Linked DNA regions of Homo sapiens: regions 2, 3, 4 and 5 are each linked to region 1. A link is a contact called in ENCODE Hi-C or POLR2A ChIA-PET data. All regions are on one chromosome and are shown on one strand. Each heading gives the region's core, a stretch centred on a gene start or an enhancer-like site at or near the end of the contact. The rest is flanking DNA. Distances are from core to core; before and after follow the strand shown.

Region 1 (4,253 bases), core at 879-3,378:
TGGTAGCCACAGTGAGAATTAACTCACACTGAGAAGCACGACCATTGTACACTGAAAATAATGCTAACCTATTGTGAGAATGAAAGGCTAACATTTACATTCTTTTTTTTACATAAAAAAGCTATTATAATTTCAATATTCTATCAACAAATAACTACCTTGCCAAAATCCTTCCAACAGCTAACCACTGCAATCAGAAGAAAGTCTAAACTCTGCATGGAAAAACTACAAGGTCCCACAGGATCTGGCTTCTGCCTACCTCTCTAACCTCATCTCCTCTCTCTCTTGTTCACTAAGTCGTAGTCAGGCATTCCCTCTGCTTATTATTCCCTCTGCTTATTATGCAGCCCTGCATTGCCAGTTCAACGCATCTGGGTTCAAAGCCTCAGAAAGCGTCCTGACCATCCAAAATCCTTAACCTATACTAATCTGCATTCTCTACCCCCGATTACATTCTTTCATATCCTCTTTCGTGTTCTGAAATTGTTCACTGTCAACTTCTTTCCCATTGGTCTCTGTAAACTCCCTAAAGGACAGGACTTTGTCTTTTCAACCCTGAATCTCCAGGATCTAGCCCCAGGGCCAGGTTAGGGTGAGGCAAGGAAGCACAGGCCTCAGGTGCGTTTACGGGGATGAAAAAAATTTAAGTCATCAAGAGTGACACTATTTTAACATTTTTAAAAATGAAAAAGGCAAAAAACCCATGATGAACTAATTATCAAAATTTTAGGTAAAGACAGGATCCACCCAGCACTTGTATGATTCATCCTAATCCTGGCCGCGCCCCACAACTAATTATCAAAATTTTAGGTAAAGACAGGATCCACCCAGCACTTGTATGATTCATCCTAATCCTGGCCGCGCCCCACCGGACTCGTCACTAACGGTACTGAAAACTGACTACAGCCAAGAACTCACTCCGAGGCTGCAGAAAGGCACCAGAGGGAAACAGCAAAGGAGGATTCGCCGTTTTGGAGTTCACATCCCGTTGCTTCACTGGGCTGTAGCCATAAAGCTGAGTTCAGGGAATGCACTGCCCTACTTAAGTGCATATTCAAATTGTGAAAAGTTAAGCATCACTAATACTCCGGTACACTTTCATACTGACGTCCATGCCAGCCATCACTAAAAACTCCCTTGGCCACGGGGGTCCAGCCCAAGAGGGCGGGCACTTCTATTTATTCTTTTTTTGGGAGCAGGACTACTGTCTCCTACACCTGGCCCTTTAAGGAAAGGAACAAAAACCCAGGGGAGCGTAGCTGCACACTCAGTAAACTTAACGTTCCTATAAACCAGTAGCGTCTGAAGTGTGGTTGAAAATACAAATAAACGCGCTTGCAAGGAAGAAGTGCCTCGGTCCTACCCTCGGCCCCGCCGGAAGGCCCTGGGAGATGCAGCCGCAGGTCTCCTGCTACAGCCGCTGGGGAAGGCCGCACAGCCTCCTCGCCCACCCCGGAGGAAAAAATCGCGGGGGACTCCAGTGCGCAGGCGCCGACCCGCCAACTCCGCAGCCACAGCCCGCCAAGGCGCCTGCGCAGAGGCGTGGGTCAAGGGGAGGGTCGAGTTAGGAGGGAGAGCAGAGCGCGCGCGTAAATCCTAGAGAGGCGGGCTAAGCTGGACTGGGGGGAGGGTCCGTCTTCCGGAAAGTCTGGATTCCCGGACGAGCCGAGTTGCTGCTCACCGAACTCCCGTTCGAGAGATGATCGAAGAAAGTCGGCTACCATTTGTACCCATCAAAGATCTCCAGATGGAAGCCAGCGCTGAATTTGGGCTGAGATTAGGACTTGCAGGAGGCCGGTCCAGAAGACGGCGGAAGGAATCTTGGCGGGCGCACGCATGCGTGATAGACCCTCCACACGTGTGGCCGGGCCGCGGCCTCCCCGTGCTCGGAGGTCCCGCCCCCGGCCGTAGCATCTTTCCGGACGTGGGGAGCCGGTAAGCTGGAAGGGGGCTGGGCTTCGCGGCTCGGCCCCGCCTCGGCAGCCTCCAATTGGGCGCGGACGAGGGCGCCCCCACCCACTGCCCTCCTATTGGTGCGCGCATGCAAGCGACGCGTCTCATTGGACCGCGCGGATTTAGGCACCAAATTCAAAGATTTTAAAAGTACCAGCTGGCGCCTTTTAAGAGATACAGGTCTGTGAAGCAGGCAGGTTGCTCAGCTGCCCCCGGAGCGGTTCCTCCACCTGAGGCAGACTCCACGTCGGCTGGCATGAGCCGGCGCCCCTGCAGCTGCGCCCTACGGCCACCCCGCTGCTCCTGCAGCGCCAGCCCCAGCGCAGTGACAGCCGCCGGGCGCCCTCGACCCTCGGATAGTGAGTGAGGGGAGCGGTCGCGAGGGGGGCGCGCACGCCAGGAGGGGTGCACGGGGAGGGTCGCAGCCTGAGACCCTGACCCGACGTCCCTCGGAGCCTGGACGCGCGGCCATGCCACACGCCCGGCCTCGGGCGGCGGCAGCGGTTCCTGGGTCCGGGAGGAGGGCGGCTGGGTGTCGGGGGGAAGCCAGAAGAGCCAGATGTGCAGGGGCGGGATGGCGGGCCGCGGGGTCCCGCCACCCACGCCGACCGTGGACTCCAGCCCCGGGAGGTGCGGGTCGTGGCATCCCAGGGCGCCCTTTTTCCTCCTCGGAAGACCCACCTACCCCACCCTGCTTGAATAGGCGCCAAATGCCCCTCCCCTCCCCCACCCCGGGGCCCCCGGCGGTGACAGGGCTGCGAGCGAGAAGCCCCCAGGGCCTGGCCAGGTGCCTCACCTTCTCCCCCTGCGCCCCTTTTCTACATCTGCCCCGCACCCTCACAGCCAAAGGCAGTTTCCCCGATTTTTCGCGGTCCCAGCCTTGCTGGCGGGCGCGGGAGATCGCGCTCGCGGTTATCTCCCGCCTCCTCCGCGTGTCCCGCGCCCTGAGGGGCAGCCCCACCGATCCCTCAGGAGTTCCAGGGTCTCCCTCCCCACTCCCGCCAAATGGAGAGACACCCCCCCAACTCATTGGACCAAACTCAACTGGGACATCCAAACAAAAACGTTACTTTTTCCCAATTTTTTCTCCCTTTGCCCGTTAACCCAGTCTCAGGGCCTGGAGTGGAAAGGGAAGACTTTAAAAAAAGCAATTTTTACTACGAACCTTGAATTTGTCCATAGTATTAAGATGATTTTGTAAGAATCGAAGAATTGGTGACTTTTTCCCGATAACTCATGAAGAATTAGATAGTCCTTTATTTCAAAGCTTGCAGAGAATGGAATGCACTCAAATGCTTATTTTTATCCTCTTTGTTGCTACCTCTAAATAAAATCTATATGCACTTATTTTTACCTGAGAAATAACCCAAAATGAAAAAATTTAGCAATTCGGCATTGTACTATTTTGTAATGACTCTATTATTAAAAAAGAACTCTAGAAAAAAATACTTAATTTTAATTTTAATAGATTAAATATATTTCTAGAAGATCCTGGATCGTCAGTCTACCATCGAAATTCTGAAGCTTGATGGCCTTATGAGGGTTTTTTTTTTTTCTTTTTTGATAACTCTAATTGTCTTTACTACCTTGCTCCTCAGAAAGAAATGACTGCCTGTTGGAATTTTTTCCCCAGTTTACAGGTTTGAGGAGATGAAATTAAAAATACATATATGTTACTTCCAAGTAGTTTTCAAAGGAGGCTTTTGTAAAATTTTCTCTTAAAGATTACTTTATGGTCACAAGCATTGGGCCTCTTAAATTCTTAAGGAATAGCCATGCCTAACGTTGACCACATGGTCGTTATCTGTAGGTATTAGAGACTGGAACTTAATTATTTAACAGAAGAGTTACAAAGATTTTTAAGGACTGCAGCCTTATTTATGATATTTGATATGGAGGATCAGGTCTATATTGAAAAGTTAAATGTAAGATCAAACATTGTAAAATTTACTTTTCTCTATATGACTGGGCTGGGAGTTGGTAAATGAGAAGTTTAAACAATGCCATGTATGAGTCTTATTAGTGTCTGCACTTGGGGGAAAAATAGGAATAGGACATTCCAAGTTCACAAAGCTAGTCAAAAGGCTAAGCAAGGATTTTCATTCAAACTTGGATCTGATTCTTAAATCTATACATTCTAATGGAAAAGTATGTGTTACTCTGAAATATATACTTCTTTGTGAAATGTGTTTTACTACTTTCAAATGTTAATGATTGTCAATGTAAGGAATATGAAGGGATTTGGCTTATGTGATTAAAAATAGATTGTATTGACTAGACCCTTGTGATAGGGACTTTGC
Region 2 (4,253 bases), core at 820-3,319, 8.0 Mb before region 1:
GTCACTCAGGAATGGAAAACCAAACATCGTATTCACTTATAAGTGAGAGCTAAGCTAGGAGGATGCAAAGGCGTAAGAATGATATAATGGACTTTGAAGACTCGGGGGAAGGCTCAGAGCGGGGTGAGGAATAGACTACATATTTGGTACAGTGTACATTGCTTGGGTGACAGGTGCACCAAAATCTTAGAAATCACCACTACAGAACTTATCCATGTAACCAAAAAACACCTGTACCCCAAAAACTATTGAAAATAAAATAAAAAAGAAAATTGTAAAAAAAAAAAAGAGGTGGCATTTCACACATTTTGAACACGTACACTGAGCTCCTCTAAAATGGTTAAAAAAAAAAGTTCAAATGAACAACTGGATAGACCCCCTACATCTTTTACCAAAGATCTACAGTAATTCTGTCAGAGGTCAGTTCTATGTATTGAAGAGCAGGTGGTGACAACGAGGACATAAAAAAGAGAAAACAACAGCTTTGTCAAGTAATCTGTTTTACAGATTTTTCTATTGTAAAATTAACTGCAATGTTGCTAAGAAAAATATTGAGATCTTCTTGTTCCGTACACTGCTGTTCACTTACAGTTGGATGAAACCCATTATCCTGACCTATTTTTATTATAACACAGACAGAAGCCTGACTGAAAAGTCAAGTTTTTTTTTTTTTTTACCACTGAAGCAGCAGTCATTTTTGCAGCACATTTTCATTTCTCTGCCCTTCTCGCTTTTACCTAAGAATGCTCATGTCCATTTCTTTCCGGAGTAGGGTTATACAGAATTCTAATTTCTGATCCGCCCATTTGGATAATGAATTCTTCATGGTGGTTAAAGACATGGGCTGTGCAGCCAGACCTTTCTTCATTACCAGCTGTGAAACCCTGGACAAGATACTTAAACTGTGTGCCTCAGTTTCCTCATCTGTCAAAAAGAGAGTATAACAGGACCTACCTCATAGAGTTGTTGAAAAGATTAAATGGGTTAATAGAAATAAAGACAATGGCCTATTTTAACCGTTAAGTGTTCACTATTAATTTTAAAGAAAAAGGTATCAAAATTGCTCGAAAACTGATCCGTTAACAAATTTATAATAAACTTTCTGACAAAATTTCTAAAAATACTAGATGTATTCAAAAGGAACCAAAGGAATTCTCATTACACCCTGTACCATTATTCAGAGAAGTTGTTCCTTAGAAGTACCCAGAACTATCTCAGAATTAAAAGAGGCAACTAATTTCTTCACAGCTTATAAAAATAAAACAAATTTGTTTGGGCCAACTGAATGATGACAAGCAAGAATATGGCTCCTGTGTTCAGTTCTAACTACAGTTACAGGTGTGAATTTTCTTTAAGCAGGAAAAAGAGGACACTTTACTGCCTTATTCCTAGAACCATAGAGCAAGACCATAAGATGCCAAGAGGAGCTGCCGAGGTATTTTCATTACAGGGGACAGGGGGCAGCAGTTTGCAAGTTTACTCTGGGATGCAAAGGACAGGGAGTAAGAGGACATTTGAACATACAAACATAGGCACGTAAAAAGAGGGAAATTCTCAGTTATGGTGAGTTTGTTCTCTCAATTAAAAAAAAAATAAAGACATAAAAATAAGTTAATAGAGTATGGAAGAAAAAGCAACAAATGCTTTGGTTACCGAAGTTCCACCTTAGAGCTTCCTGCAGTAGCAAAGTTTTAGACAAATGAATCCTTACTTTTGTGCACGTGTGAGCAACAATCTGCACAATACTAGCACTAAAGGACAGTAAGGGGCCCTCAGAACAGGAAAGCAACGTATCTGTCTGCATAGTCTAAGTGCAATTTCTCACGGAAGAGATGACAGGCATTCTCTGGAGCGGGCAAAAGGAGAGGAGGAGGAGAACGCGGGGAAATAGCCAGTACGCACTCGATTTCCGAATGTCTCTTTTACTCGAATGAGGGCAGAGGGGAGGGACCACTTTCGTTCAGTAATGATGAGAGGCACTTCAGTGAGGCCACTCTTCCGAAGCTAGCGGCAGGGGAGGCAGCCGCACTCTGCTCCCAGCCCCCGCAACGTTGAGGGTGAGCTGGGGGAGTCTACAAGGGAAGGGGAGCCGGCAACACGCTCGAGCGGAACCCTGCGGAGCTGCAACCCCGGGAGGAGTCGCCGGACAGACTCAGACGCGGTCCCCTGGGACCCAGGGATGCACCGCGCCCCTCCCGCCCCAGCCTGCAGAGACTGGATGCTTCCCTCCCCACCTGGCGGGAAGCAGAGGCCCTCGGGCCCGACCGAGTTCGGGCCAGGACCCGCCCCGCTTTCTGCGAGCGACCGACTGCGGCCGCCACACTCACCTCGCCGCCAAGCAGCACTCGGGTTCTGACTCGGTCTCGGGTTCCGGTGGCGGTGGTGGCGGCGGCGGCGGTGGCGGCGGCTCCTCCATGGCGGCGGCAGGCGTGACGGCAAAGGCGGGAGGAGGGACCAGCGCGGCAGCGGCTTCTCTCATCCGTGCACGGAGCCCCGCATGGCCGCGGCGGGCAGTAAGCTGCAGCCTGGCGCGGGGCACCGGAGCCCCGAAGTGCGGGAGTGACTCGACTCCGCCTCCGCCTCTACCCCGCCGCAGGAGCCGTGCGCGCCGCGGCCATCTTGGAAACGGCGACCGGCCGAGCGCCGGGGCTACGGTGGGCGGCGAGGGACAAGCCTCCCAGATCGGCGGCGGTGGCGGCGGCGGCGGCGGGCGCCGGAATGCGACCGGACGGGGGCGGAGACGGCGGCAGGGAGGGGCGGGGAGCGCCGTCAAGTGTCGGCGCGATTCGGTCCTGGAGCCGGGTCTCGCCAGCTCGCCCGGTGTCGCCCCGGCCGGTGGCAGTGGGGGACTGTGGAGCGGAGCCGGGCTGTGCAGCGGGCTGGGAGCTCGAGGCTTCCCAGGCGGTCGTCGGTCTGGGAGGGACGCTGGGTAGGGCCGATGAGCGGGGCGGGCGCGACGCTATGAGCCCGGCCGGAGTCGCCGCCCAGGGACCTGCCACCCGGATCCCACCTTCCAGGAGGACGGACGTCACCCAGACGCTCGCAACTCCGGTCTCTTGACAGCGCAGCCTTCCACAGGCTCGAATTTTTAAGACTTGACATAAAGTCTCCGGAATTCCAGATTATTAAAGTGACCCCCTCATTTCAACCCGGCAAAACTTCTCACCCCAGTGTCATAAGATTCGATAGCGATCTCCCAGAAACTTGGACTGGAATGCTCCTACACTGAGGGGATGGGGGGAAGAAGAAATGCTAAAGATTATTTCAGAGTTACAGAAATCCTGTTGAAATTCCAATGCATCGTTTACTCTTAGCGCTGGGGCTTCACAGTTTTTTTTTAAGTTGGAAATATTTACAAAATTTCCCATAGGGTGAAATCCAGAGTTAATCCAAAACCAGAATCTTTTAAAATTAAGTACATTCAAATGTGCAGATTTCTTAAACCTCATTTAGTTGAGCTTTGATAGGTGAAACGCACGTTTTGAACAACTCTGGTAACAAAGAAAAACATTAAATTGATTATAGGTATGTTATATTTAAAGACCAGTTGTGAAATTAGCTATATTGTGCTCAAAGTATGTTACTGACATTTCTCCGTCGTTAAAAGGAACTGCTCCATTCTAGTTTTTTATAATAGTCTGTATTATGTATATAGCCTGATAGTGCTGAATTTCTGAATTGACCTTCATCTTATTTACTCAATAATATTCATTTGACAAATACTTATTAAGTGCATATATGTGTCAGGAACTGTACTAGATGCTGAGGATATAGCAGTAAGCGCAACAGACCAAGCTAACAGCTTAGTAAAGGGTGAGGTAAAACAAAACAAAAAAGTATTCAAAAAAATAAACTAATTTTTATCTTAATTTAAAAAATTACAAATTTTTAAAAATCACAAATTGGTATCCATGTATAATTCATTTCCGTGCATTTTCTTGTGTGAAGAAAGCTCAGTAAAAGTATTTCTTAGGTTTCTGTAATTCTAGTTCTCTACTCGATTTTCTTCTGCAATTTTCTGAGCCAGAACCCTTCTTAGAAGGCATATTAGAGACTTTAAAAGTTAAATAATAAAATAAATCTCTTCTTTAAACAGCATTGTACTACGTATTCTTTGGTATGACTACCGAATTTAAGCTAGCTGATAATGCAGACACGTGTGTCCAAGTCACAAAACACTTAGCAAATATAATCAGCATGCGGGAGACCTGTGGCTTGTTCTTGTGTTTTAATTTCCACTTGAGGATACTATG
Region 3 (4,253 bases), core at 1,643-4,142, 7.0 Mb before region 1:
AGTTTAATTTATAAATTAGTTGTAAAAGATTAACAACTAATAATAAAATAGCACAATTATAACTGTAATAAAAGGTATGTGAATGTGGCATCTCTCTCTCAAAATATCTTCATATTTTCAGACTGCAAGTGACCATGGGTAACTGAAACCTCAGGAAGTGTAACTGCTGATGGGGGGACTGGTTTATAGTCACTCACTTAATGGCGATACGTCATCAGAAATGTGTCATGAGGCAATTCTGTCACTGCTCAAACATCATCGAGTGTATCTGCACACACATAGATGGTGTCGCCTACTACAAACCTAGGCTATATGGTATGTCCTATTGTTCCCAGGCTACAAACCCACACAGCATGACGCTGCACTGAATACCCCAGGCAACTGTAACATGTGACACATATCTAAACGTAGAAAAGGTGCAGCAAAGATATGGTATAAAGGATTAAAATGGCACACTTGCCTAGGGCACTTATAATGAATGGAGCCTGCAGGACTGGAAGCGGCTCTGGGTGAGTCAGTGAGTGAGTGGACCTAAAGGCCTAGGACCTGACTGGACGCTTTCATAAGACTGGTAGCGCAGTGGGTTCGTTTACAGCAGTATTACCACAAACATGTGACTAATGCATTGTGCTACGACATTACAATGGCTACAGCATCACTAGGTGATAAGAATTGTTCAGCTTCATCCTAATCTTCTAGGACCAAGGTCATTTATGCAGACTGTAGTTTATGCAGTCCGTCATTGGCCAAAACGCTTCTCTTCTCGTTTTTAATGTCATGGATACTACTTATATCGTAAAGGCAGAATTCTCAGAATGGTTGAACCCATCTGAGGACAGCCTCTATGAAAAAGCTGTGAACTGTCTGAAGATTCAGACCACATCACATCATGCTGATCAACAGATCATATGCTTTTCCTTGCTCAACTTCTTCCCCAAGCTTAAACTTCTGCTACTCTATACTCCCAGTCCAGTTCTGCTTTCTCTTCTGCACAGTGTGAATTGCCAAACACCAGAGCATTGCCTTCCACAACCTCTCTTCCCATACCCAACTGGTTTCCATGGAAATAATATCAAGTCCCTCAGCCGGCTCCTTCCCACTGGCTGCACTGTCCTTGCTATTTCTATGTAAGCAGCTTGTGAACTCTACAAACAAGGTCCACATCTATATTGTCTTCCTCAACTCAGATGCACACTCTCCTTTAATGAGACTACTCAGCTCAGCAGAGTCCAACAGTGACACAACTCAGAAACATTCTACAATCAAACCATCAGGCCCAGCAGGAAACGGGGAGCAGCAGAAGTCAAATACAAGGCAAATGACTTTAGAAGATCTCTGCTTTTAAAGCAAAGTCTGTGGCAGAAACATACCCTATTTTTTTAATTTAACAAGGGCAATTAATTTAACCATATAAACCAAGCACACAGTCGGAATCTTTCCCATAAAGAAAGCTCAGATACTGTTTTGCTCCTGACTGTAATCTCACTGCTTCTGCTGAAACTATCCTGGAGAACTGCAGTCAGTCCACGCCTGTTCAGAAGTACAGAGGTTCCATTTTAACCTCATTTGCTTGAAATTTCATAATATCCTGAAAGGTGTTGGCAGATTACCAATTAGAAGGAAGCACACAAGTAACAGACTGTCAGCTGGTTAACCCAGAGACAGGAAGGTGTTTCTACTTTCCTGCTACTGTTCCAGCAAGGGCCGCAATCGAAACCCACCCTGGTCCAGACGAAACCAATCGAGGGGCTGCAATGAAGAAGTCAATGTAGCCCCAGGCCGACACAGCTGCCTAGAGTTCAAAAAGCTTAAAACAGAGATGCAGAGCCATCTCCACTGAGTGAGTTCTAAATGTCTGTCCAAAAATGAAAAATAAAAAATTCAAAATACAATGTCATAGGGATACAGATATAGAATATCTTTAAACTGACATTGGTATCTTAATATGACACCTCTCAGAGTTTTCATATATGCCATCACTCAATGCTTGCAAAACCACAATAGCTTGCAAGATGTAATTTGGAGTTCTTTCCTTTTAAAAACAGCTAGCATCTAAAGTATGTAAAATTCTATGATCAAAATATATGGTATGCTCAATCTCTTAAAGAAAATAAATCTTAGAAAACTGGGTTCCTTCCCTTCAACACAAAACATCTCCATGAAGTATCACTCTGTCCCTTCCTCATTTATTGCCATATATCCAAACTCTTTTAAAATATATCTTAGTTTCCTCAGTCCCTGTGAATCTTGGGGTTATGCTAATGGTCATGTAACTATTAAACATTTTACTACTGGCCTGCAATTAATAAAGCAAGATAAAGGCAGGATGGGATCAGTAATAATAAAAGTAGGCACGTGTGAATCTGTAATTTGGTTTCCTTAAAAGACAGAAACCCAGTTGGTGACACATAAGTGAAATTCACATAACAAGATACATGGTCACTAGCTAGAGAAATGTTTCTCTGAGTCTACAGCAAGCAACAAATCTAACATGTTGGAGACAAAGAGAATGTGAAGTGTTTCCAACCTGAACATCCAAAAAAGATTCTCCTACTTTCGACATGCACGCAAGTCCTCTAACAGAGTATTCAAGAAATCACCTGGCTCACTACTGTCCCTCAACAGTATCAGACAGTGTTTCAGCTCATACATATCCAGCACAGTCACCTTCAGAAATCCAGACCAGTCTCCTTAACTAAGGAGAAAGGGAAAAAACAGCAAGGAAGAGGAGCAAGGAGGCAGGGTTCCCACACTGGACCTTGGGAGCAGAATGTCAAGAGCCTAAGGTAACCACTGTCGTCAACAACTTGCTGTTGCCTACACTAAAAGAGAAACAATCTGATTTGCATGAAGACTCCTACCCCGAGCTGAAGGCTGGGGAAGCACGTGAGTTTGACACAGCATGGCCAGAGCTTATATAGGAAGTACTTCACTTCCTATTCTAACAAACCCACAAAGCTGTGGACAAAGATACAGGGCCGACAAATACAAATAAATAGAAGCAGGGAAATGCCAAACGTCAGCCTTTGGTTTTCCCTGAGAGGTATGCAGGGTCTGGAAGGAAGCCCGGTGTATGGAGAGGGATCCGGCTGGAAGCCCTAAGTCAAACACGACATCTAAGTTGATGTCAGAGCCCAGGGAACCAGGGCAGGCAATGGGGACTGCGTAACAGAGGTCACCTGGAATAGAGAGGGGGCACGCTACCCTAAGAAAGGTGCCATGAAGGGCCTGGGCCAGATTCCTGCCCCAGCGCTGACTAACAAGCTGTGTGAGCCAGTCTCTCCCAGCTCAACTTCCTCGACAAAACTCAGCTAGCCTACAAGGTCATTGTGAGGAGAAAACCACCACCAGGAACACAGAGCTATCGAAACAGACTATGATCTAAAGCTTTCATTTGAATCCAGAGAGAGAGTTGGACTGCTTAAAAACTAAGTTTACAAAAAAAGGTGAGTTGGCTGGGGGCGGGGGGTGCCCTCTGAAAGGAGTGTCACATGACACTGGCAAGGAACTGGAGGGAGAGACGGGCAGGCCCCTGTCCGGAGGCATCTCCTAGGAGCTGATGAAGACAGAGACACACGCACTCAGACAAACACACTCACACACACACACTCAGACACACACACTTGCACTCACAGACACTCAGACACACACACTTGCACTCACACACTCGTGCACTCACACACGCACTCACGCACACATACACACTCAACTGCCTCCTGGGACCTCTCAGGACAAGGATGCCACTCTGGCCTGCCCGCCCTGCACCATCCACAACAGAGACAGGTGAGTCCAGAGCTTCCAGCAGAAGAGCAGCAGGGGAAACAGAACAAGGGCAAACACACCAGGGTGTGGCGTTCCCAGGAGGTGGGCAAGTGCCCTCCACAACAGAAAGCTACCACAAAAATGGCTGGTCCTCTCTGCTATCCTTGGCTCAGATCAACTCAACAGTACAGGATGCAGGCCAGTATTTCAACCCTAAACCCTGCTCCGTGATGATTTTCTTCCAATCAGAGCAATTACCTGGGCGGTCTCATACTTTGCTCCTCATGTATAAAGAAGAGTTGTAGATGGGCTAAACTCCCTGCTTTGCCATGTGGATGTCTGAGGCCAACCGCCTTTAAGGACAATCCAGCCCCCAGCGCAGAATTCAGACCTTAATGTTCAGCCCCCTACTCTCCCTGTCACCAAGGTCCCAGAAAACCCTCCCAGACCCAGGGCCCTTCCTGGAGTGTGCAAACTACAAGGGAAGGTGG
Region 4 (4,253 bases), core at 1,424-3,923, 6.8 Mb before region 1:
AGCAGATAAGCAGCAGATAAACCTGATAAACACTTACATGCTGTAGTATAGTGGTAATAACCTAGCGTCCTGGCTCTGAGGTCAGTTAAAACATATGTAAATCTTAGCTCTGGCACTTACTAATCATGTCTCCCTAAACCTCAATTTCTTTGATCCTGTAAAATGGGGGAAATTATAACTGCTTCATGATGTAATTTTAAGGATTAAATGAGAAAAAACATATAAAGCAAGTAGCATAATTCCTGGCAAATGTAAGTGTTCATTAAACAACCACCTTTATAACAAAGTATCTCAAGTCATACTAGACTCCTAACTGGTCTTTCTTCAAGTCCTGCTCCCTCAAAAATTTAATCTTCCAAAAAGCAGCTAAAATGATTTTTTTTTTTTTGAGACAGAATTTTGCTCTGTCGCCCAGGCGCTCAGCTCACTGCAACCTCCGCCTCCTGGGTTCAAGTGATTCTCGTGCCTCAGCCACTGGAGTAGCTGGGATTACAGGCGTGCACCACCACGCCCCTCTAATTTTTATATTTTTAGTAGAGACGGGGTTTCACCATGTTGGCCAGGTTGGTCTCAAACTCCTGACCTCAGATGATCCGGCTTCTTCGGCTGGCTCCCTAAAGTGCTGGGATTACAGGCATGAGACAATGCGCCCAGCCAGAATGATCTTGAAAAACCAATTCGGGCTCAAGCTTTAAATCCTCTCGTAGTTTCCCACTATAATGAAAAGAAAGTCTAAAGTGCTCATCTTGACTTACAAAGCTAATCATCTGTCGCCTCCTTACCCCTCCATGTTCATCTTGGGCCATTCATCCTCTGCCCATTGAGCTTCAGATCCACAAGCCCTTCAGTTCCTCACCCCAGCAGTTTCCTTTGCTAGGACTGCTCTTTCTGGCAGATGACTAGGCTTCTTCCTCTTTCAGATCTCACCTTCTTAAATGTCACCTCAGACAGGCAGGTATCCTGTCCGCTACTGTAACATCCTCTTTAAATAGCCCCCATCACACCTATTTGTTGTTTGTTCCAGCCCCTCCGCGAACCCTGCCTCTACCCGCCGCATGGCAGCTACCTGGGAGAGTGCCTGGAGTTGAATGAATGAAAATAGTCTGTAGGGTGCACTGCCCTTGTCAATCACAAGCAGATTTAATTACCTGTGCCAGAACTCACGGGAGGGAAACACCGTCCGCCAGCCCCGCTCTTTCCTGGCTACAGATAAAAGCTCCAGGTTCCGGGGGTTCCGGTTGGTGAATTCTGGGGCGACAGCTTCATTTTCCACAGGGTCCACTTCAGGTTTCGCTGCCGGCTCGGAGCTGGTTGACAGGGCTGCGAACCTGCACCCTGGGCAACGGGAAAAACCGCACAGGGCTTAAAAATGACGGATATGGACAGCGCACGAACCCGCTCTAACGTCTATCCGCTTTTACACCCCCAATCTTTAGGCCCGAGGGGACGAAAAATACGTATGCCCACAGGGTGGAGTCAGCACTGACCCCGTCCTTAACTTCCTACTGTGGTCTTCGCAGTGCCGCGAGCTCTATTTCGATCCGGCACGTCGAATACAAAATAGAACCCGCACGTTCCAATGTACTGTGCAAGCCCAGGCGAGTGAGCTGGGAGAAGGGGGGCAAGACTAATTACCAGGGTTCCTGCAAACCGAGAACAACCCCCAAAACCGCGACCGAAGCGCCATCGCTGAGACGATCTCGGAAAAGCCTCGCCTCTTTTTCCTCACGGACGACTCAGTCGCTCGCCAGGAGCAGCCATATAAAGTCAGGGACAAGCCTTTGGCTGCTGTAGATCCCCAAACTCTCCACGCCAGACGCCACCGACCCGGAAGTAGCAAGTCCCCTGCCACTGAGTGGCCGAGAAGGCGATCTGTTATCCTTCATCGCCAATCATCGCTCACGTCGAGGGGCACGCAGGCCCTGGAGCCCACCAACCACCTCGTAGCTACGCCCAAGACCACGCTTGTTGCTTAAGTCCGGGGTCAAAGGCACACACCCCACAAAACCATGTTTGGGTTTTCTACTCGGAGAGCTTGGGCGGTCATCGACTGGTCCACACACACCCCACCTGGGCACCGCGTAGGAATAAGGCAGGGCAAGATGCAGTTTTCTCCTTAAAAAGGGTGGTTGTCTTCCTCGAACCAAAAATTTTCCCGTATGGCCCGCTGGAAAAACTGCCCCGTCCCACCCAGGTTCGCGCCCTTAAACTTACACTCCTGAGGCCTGGAGCAAAGCCGGCCGATCTGCCTCACGCTCCCCGAGCAGGGACAAGGAAAAGACACTAAACCTAAAACGCACGACTCGCTCAGAACCCCAACTCTAACTTGGAGAAGGGCCCGCCCCTCCAGTTACACCCCAGCTCCAAGCTCCACCCTTCTTACAACCTTTTCTAGAAGGCACTAGAATGGCCCACTGCGTCTGCGCAACATCGTTTGAGGCGAAGGTTCAACCTCTTCCCAGCGGTCCAACATCCGACTTCCGTTCTCCGCTTTCGCGCCCTTCCCATCGGCTATCTAATTGGACAAAAATGCCGACCCCGCCCCTTCCCCGGAGCCTCACTTCCGTCACAGTCCTGTTTCTCTCCCTGTTGTCCCTGCCTCTTTTTCCTTCCCGCCGTGCCCCGCGGCCGGGCCGGGGCAGCCGGGAAGCGGGTGGGGTGGTGTGTTACCCAGTAGCTCCTGGGACATCGCTCGGGTACGCTCCACGCCGTCGCAGCCACTGCTGTGGTCGCCGGTCGGCCGAGGGGCCGCGATACTGGTTGCCCGCGGTGTAAGCAGAATTCGACGTGTATCGCTGCCGTCAAGATGGAGGGGCCTTTGTCCGTGTTCGGTGACCGCAGCACTGGGGAAACGATCCGCTCCCAAAACGGTAAGGGCGGGCCGGGCCTGGGTCGGGTTTGCGGCCGGGGAGGGCCGAGTCCCACCGCGACCGGACCCCGGCTGCCCTCGTTTCTCTCCTTTACCTCCGCAGAAAGGGCCTCGGGGCCCCGCAGCCGGACCCAGCCCACCCGCCGTTCTCTGGGGCAGGGCGCTGTGGCCCCACTTTTCCCACAGCGAGGAGGAGCCCCGCCGCGCGCGGCAGGGTTTTGAGACCGGCAACGCGTGGATGTGGTGTCCGGGGCGGCGTTGGAAACGCGCCCTCCGCGGGAAAGCGGGCCTCCCGGGCTCGCACGTGCGGGCCACGCCTCGCACCCCCTTTTGTTTCAGGGCGACCCCCTGAGTGTCCATGTTAAACGCCAGGTTTTATTTTAGGACCATTTACCAGAAAAAGAGTAGGTCCATCCGCGCGCCCTCGGATGAGCCCGGTGCCCTGTCCGCCCGCAGCTGCAGTCGAGGTCGGGCGTCCGGCGTCCAGCCGTATCCGGGTTGACAGCTTCTTACAGTAGAGTTAGCCCAGGAAACGCCACTCGAGTGCATTGACCCCAGGAGACGGCAGCGCTAACTTAGCAGAGCGTTTGCTGTCAGGCCTTTGGATACCTACAGAGCTTACTGTTTCTTGATAGATTCCTAATTTTTTTCGTAAACAAATCTGAAAGTCACCACCTTCCCCGTTGACTACCGATTTCTCTCCTCACAGATAAAGAGAGTTTTAATGAGCAAAAAACTTGCAGAATCTGAAGGAAAAGGCTGGTATAGCTGTACGAAGTGGCAGAGCATGAAATTGGTGGTTATTACTTTTTTTTTTTTTCCCCGCCATCAGATTCCACCCCGCATCAAAGCTGTGCCAAATAGGCTCGCTTTGTTTAGGGACAGGGTCCCACCTGTCGCCCAGACGAGAGTGCCATCATAGCTCACTGCATTCTCCAAGCACAGGTCCGCGCCGCCGCATCCGGCTTTGTTTTTATTTTTTGTAGAAATGGGTTTCGCTATGTTGCCCAAAGGGGTCTCAAACTCCTGGCATCAAGCGATCCTCCTGCCTCGGCCTCGCAGTGTTGGGATTACACCTGTGAGCCACAGTGTCTGGCCCCATTTACACTCTTAGTAGGTGGTTTTTAAATAATTAACACAGATTTGTAGATTTGGGAAATACGGGGGCTGTTGGATGTCATTTACCTTTAGGCTGAAATTACTGTCTTTCAGAGTTGTGGCTTATCCTCATTTCTTTTTTATTTTTAATTGATTGTCTACAGTTATGGCTGCAGCTTCGATTGCCAATATTGTAAAAAGTTCTCTTGGTCCAGTTGGCTTGGATAAAATGTTGGTGGATGATATTGGTGTAAGTACACATAACTGTTGTGTTAGTTTCCTTAAA
Region 5 (4,253 bases), core at 825-3,324, 6.4 Mb after region 1:
GTCAATCACCCTTGTAAGCAAGGTTTTAAAACCATCTTTGTGAAAAACCTCAGCTATGCTGCAGATTCCTGGAGAATGACCGTCACATGGTAAGGCAACCTTTAGAATCCATGACTTTGTCAAGAAGCAGAAATACTGCTCATTAGGGTTCTGTGCAACGGCAGGAAGTGTTTCGAAAAAACTTCTGGCTTCAAAGATGACTTTTCAAACGAACTTTTGGTTTTTGGTAACAAAAAACAACAACAAAAAGCTGAGTCCCTGGCTGATTACTCCTTTTTTCTGAGCAACTGAGTTGCATACAGTTATTCTCCTGTCTGAGGGACAGAAATGTGCTCTTAAATGAATGAGTTATAGGTTACAATTATTTACTACTCTTTCTTATGTAACAAGCTATAAATGACAAGAGCACTACCTGGCAGACAGACAGTAGACCTGTGATCCCCCCAACCACTCTGCTACCAGCCAGGTAGCTATACCCTCCATGGGCTTCAGTGTAGGGACTGTAGAATGAAGGGTGGCCTCAGGTGTCCTCTAACCCTAAACCAGCTCCCATTCTAATGCTGTACTGCAGACTGTGCTTCTTAACACCTGTAATGATTGAACAGAGTAATTTTCGTACTTTTTTTTTTTTTTTCTGAGATAGGGTCTCACTCTGTTGACCAGGCTGGAGTACAGCAGTGAGAACACAGCTCACTGAAGCCTTGACCTCTCCTAGGGTCAAGTGATCCTCCTGCCTCAGGCTCCTGAGTAGCTGGGACTACAGGCACGCACGACCACACTTGTCTAATTTTTTGTATGTATGTATGTATATATGTATGTATGTATTTTGTAGAGACAGGGTCTCACTAACAGCCCAGGCTGGTCTCGAACTCCTGTGCTCATGCGATCCTCCAGTCTAGGCCTTCCAAAGTGCTGGGATTACAGGCGTGAGCCACTGGCACTTGGCTTGGTACCATTTCTATGAACTTTCCAATAGTTAACATCATCTTTAAAACGCCCACTCCCAACCACCACACCAGGCAAAGTTCAAGTGTTCATAAATCAGAGCAGAGGGAAATGTACCCCCTCAAACAGAACAAATGAAAGCAAATGGCAGAGAAACACTGTATTGAGGAGTGGGGGGGGGGCGGGGGGGGGCGAGGGCACCAGGGATGGGACTAGGTGTTGGTTTAGCAAGAGAGGAAGGGGTGAGTGTAAGGTTTCAGAAAAGCTTTCCCAAATCTTCACGGAGTGTCTGTCCTCGGCTTCCGATGAGAGCAAAGTATTTGAGGAATGGAGTTTCCCTCACAAAGGCCAGTCTCAGAGCCAAGGCGGGTGGTGGAAAATGATCTGGAAAGGAACCTGGCTTTTGGTCTTGGTGGTGTCACTAACTAGGAGTGCAGCTTCGGGTTAAGTCACCCAATCCCTCTGAACTTGAGTTGAGGCTGAGAGGCGCCGGCCCGCTCCAAAGCAGCCTTCTCAACTAGTCCTGGTGTATGTATGATATACTTGCATTATTCAGAGTTCAAACTTCTGGAAAAGGCCCCCTGGCCTCCTCGCCTCCCTTCAGGAGAGCGAGCTCTGGCGTGCAGGACCTGCTCCAACTCCTACTGCCCATCCCATCCTCTGGGCCCCACCGAGTCCAGCCGACCGCGTCCATCGCATCTCGCCCTTGGATTGGGCCTCTCTCTTCTCCTAAAGGTACCCAGGCAGACGAGTTCAGGCAGAAAAGAAAAAGAAAAGAAGCAGAGAGGAGCCAGGCGGCCCGGCGGGGCTCTGGAGTGGGAAACTCGCGGCCGCGCTTACCCGCGATGTCCCACAGCTGCAGGCGCACCAGAGTCCTGCTGTCCCAGTTGAGGACCTTGAGGGCGAAGTCCACCCCGATGGTGGCCCGGTAGTGCTGGGAGAAGAGCTGGTGGACGTAGCGCTTGATGATGCTGGTCTTGCCCACGCCAAGCTCGCCGATCACCAGCACCTTGAAGAGGTGCTCGCGGGTCTCGGGCGCTGGGGCGGCGGCCGCCCCCAGGCCGGGGTCCCCGGCTCCTCCGCCCGCCATGAGCGCTGCGGCTGTCGGGCGCGCCTCGACTCCGAGTCTGGCCCCCTGCCCGGCCTCGCGCTCTGCCGCCGCGCCCCCGGCGGCCGCGGAAACTCCCCCGAGGCCGGCCAGCCCTCCGCCGCGCCCGCTGACGCCGCCTGACCGGTCACAGGACCCAGAACCCGCCAGTGCTCGCGGCCCGGGCGGGGCCAGACGAGGGCAGGGCCGGACGAGGGCAGGGCCTGGCGCCGGCTTGGGGAGGACCCTGCGCGAGGCGGCTCCCGCCCTGCGCCTCTGAAGCCCGGCCGGGCCCAACTGGACTTCCTCTCCCGGGCGGCGCCTCCGAAGCCCGGCCGGGCCCAGCTGGACTTCCTCTCCCGGGCGGCGCCTCCTGGCGGTCGCGGCGCGGAGGGAGGCCCAGACGCCCGCTGGTGGGCCTCCGGGGAGCCGGCCTGGAGCCTTTATGGGCCCCGGAGGTTCACTGGGGGCCTGAGGAGGCGCCGAGGTCGCTGAGCCCCCCCCGGGGCCGGGGTCGGCGTGGGGTCCGGGCCCAGCCTGGAAGCCTCTGGCCTGGAAATCCACCTCCTGCCCTACTCTCCCCGCAGGGAGAGCCACACTTGCGGGCCTTGGCTTGGGTCGCGAGCAGTCCCCTTTAGATGGGAAAGGAAGTGGCACCGTGACTTTGAACTTAACGAAGGACGGATAACACTGGGCTGGTAGTTCTGTTTTTAACTTTTTGAGTGAACCTCCGTAGGGTTTTCCATAATGGCTGTTCCAGTCCGCATTCCCACCACCAGTGTACAAGGTTCCCTTTGCTCCGCACATCACCGACACTTATTATCGCTTATCTTTTTTATAACAGTCATCCTAGCAGGTGTGAGGAGATACCTAGTGGCTTTTCCCTGTTCATTAGTGATTTTGAGCGCCTTTTCTTATACCTGTTGGCAATTTGTACTTCCTCTGGAAAAAAAAAAAAAGTCCATTCACATCCTTTGCCCGTTAGTTAACTGGGTGTTTTATTTATTTATTTTGGCTGAGTTCTGTGAACGTAATGTATTTTGGATATTAACCCCTTATCAGATATATGGCTCACAAATATTTTCTCCCAATCTATAGGCTGTTTTTTCATTTTGTTGATTATTTCCTATGCGGTGCAGAAGCATTTTAGTTGGATGAAGTCCCATTTATCTAGGTTTGCTTTGGTTGCCTGGGCTTTTGGTGTGATATTGCAAAAATCGTTGCTAAAGCCAGTGACCCAGCTATCCCTCTTCTGGGTGTATACTCAAAGGAAATGAAATCAGGATCTCAGAAATCGCTCTCAAGTTCATGCAGCATTATTCACAGTTGCGAAGATTTGGAAACAACCAAAGTGTCTGTTAACGATGAATGGATAAAGAAATTGTAATACATACATAGGCATGCACGCGCGCATATACACAGACGCACACACACACACAATGGAATATCATTCAGCCTTTAGAAGGCGATCCTGACATTTGCAACAACATGGATAAACCTGGAGGACATTATGCTAAGCGAAATAAGCCAGACACAAAAAGAAAGATACTGTGCAATATCACTTATATGTGGAATCTTAAACACACACACACACACACACACACACACGGAATACGTGGAAACAGTGGTGGTTACCAGGGGCAGGGAAGAAACGGAATGATGCAGGTCAAAGTGTACAAAGTTGCAGTTATATAGGATGAATGAGTCCTAATGATCTAATGTAGCATGAGCGTTATAGTTAATAATATTGTATTTTAAACTGGAAATTTGCTAAGAGAGTAGACTGTAAGTGCTGTTACCATTAAAAAAAAATTGCAGCCAGGTGTGGTGGCACCCACCTGTAGTCCCAGCTACCCAGAAGACTGAGGTGGGACGACTACCTGAGCCTGGGAGGTCCAGGCTTCAGTGAGCTTAATCGCACCACTGTATTCCACCTGGGCGACAGAGTGAGACCATCTCAAAAAAAAAAAAAAAAAAAAAGAAAAGAAAAAATGAAAAGAAAAAATTGTGTAACTATGTGAGATGATGGACATGTTAATTTGTTAATTTGCTTAACTCTAGTAACTATTTCACTATGTATATCAAAGCATCATGCCGTATACCTTAGATATAGATATATATATATATACACACACACACAACAAAATAGTCTATTAAAAACCTTATCATGCTTTAGCATTTAAATTATGGAAGGAGTTTGAGAAAGAAGACACAGGGACTC

The links. Hi-C counts contacts between places; a loop is a spot of excess contacts on that map. ChIA-PET counts read pairs that join two places held with the same protein, here RNA polymerase II (POLR2A). Pooled maps may share reads with other maps.
Region 2: a loop to region 1 is called in a pooled map, with 12 times the contacts of the local background. The contact joins the promoter of MAP3K4-AS1 here to the promoter of FBXO5 in region 1. A Hi-C loop is called at or near these places in 2 of 37 single-sample maps with no recorded cell type and 4 of 50 pooled maps.
Region 3: a map with no recorded cell type shows a loop between it and region 1 (22-fold over the local background). The contact joins the enhancer-like site here to the promoter of FBXO5 in region 1. A Hi-C loop is called at or near these places in 2 of 37 single-sample maps with no recorded cell type and 6 of 50 pooled maps.
Region 4: a pooled map shows a loop between it and region 1 (33-fold over the local background). The contact joins the promoter of TCP1 here to the promoter of FBXO5 in region 1. A Hi-C loop is called at or near these places in 1 of 37 single-sample maps with no recorded cell type and 10 of 50 pooled maps. POLR2A ChIA-PET finds 5 or more read pairs at or near these places in 1 of 52 experiments (CD4-positive, alpha-beta T cell).
Region 5: a map of ascending aorta shows a loop between it and region 1 (27-fold over the local background). The contact joins the promoter of RAB32 here to the promoter of FBXO5 in region 1. A Hi-C loop is called at or near these places in 1 of 168 maps with a recorded cell type or tissue (ascending aorta) and 5 of 50 pooled maps. POLR2A ChIA-PET finds 5 or more read pairs at or near these places in 1 of 52 experiments (endothelial cell of umbilical vein).

The regions. Positions count from the first base shown.
Region 1 is chr6:152,980,916-152,985,168 of GRCh38, reverse strand. It overlaps FBXO5 (F-box protein 5), which reads left to right and starts at 2,128. Exons shown (of 5, transcript NM_012177.5): 1 at 2,128-2,312. The coding sequence starts at 2,210. RefSeq lists enhancers at 535-634, 1,165-1,284, 1,575-1,794 and silencers at 1,825-2,144, 2,625-2,694.
Region 2 is chr6:160,990,158-160,994,410 of GRCh38, reverse strand. It overlaps MAP3K4-AS1 (MAP3K4 antisense RNA 1), which reads left to right and starts at 2,069. Exons shown (of 1, transcript NR_174962.1): 1 at 2,069-4,093. MAP3K4 (mitogen-activated protein kinase kinase kinase 4) reads right to left here and starts at 2,642. Exons shown (of 27, transcript NM_005922.4): 1 at 2,328-2,642. The coding sequence starts at 2,479. RefSeq lists silencers at 1,837-1,966, 1,880-2,174, 2,637-2,966 and enhancers at 2,235-3,104, 3,057-3,126, 3,147-3,206.
Region 3 is chr6:159,980,695-159,984,947 of GRCh38, reverse strand. All of the region lies in intron 1 of IGF2R (insulin like growth factor 2 receptor), which reads right to left. Among named protein-coding and RNA genes, the nearest start is that of IGF2R, 14 kb to the right of the region's middle. RefSeq lists silencers at 157-451, 1,457-1,751 and enhancers at 1,630-1,869, 2,617-2,786, 2,977-3,086, 3,097-3,146, 3,979-4,253. Within about 2 kb of position 2,892, at least 28 of the 41 ENCODE cell types and tissues checked have a DNase peak (open chromatin) inside an H3K27ac peak, as active enhancers do.
Region 4 is chr6:159,788,022-159,792,274 of GRCh38, reverse strand. It overlaps TCP1 (t-complex 1), which reads left to right and starts at 2,673. Exons shown (of 12, transcript NM_030752.3): 1 at 2,673-2,870; 2 at 4,132-4,217. The coding sequence starts at 2,807. MRPL18 (mitochondrial ribosomal protein L18) reads right to left here and starts at 1,808. Exons shown (of 4, transcript NM_014161.5): 1 at 1,636-1,808; 2 at 1,149-1,335. The coding sequence starts at 1,687. RefSeq lists enhancers at 1,621-1,680, 1,711-1,890, 2,147-2,810, 2,811-3,475.
Region 5 is chr6:146,541,654-146,545,906 of GRCh38, reverse strand. RAB32 (RAB32, member RAS oncogene family) reads right to left here and starts at 2,074. Exons shown (of 3, transcript NM_006834.5): 1 at 1,786-2,074. The coding sequence starts at 2,035. RefSeq lists a silencer at 2,121-2,500.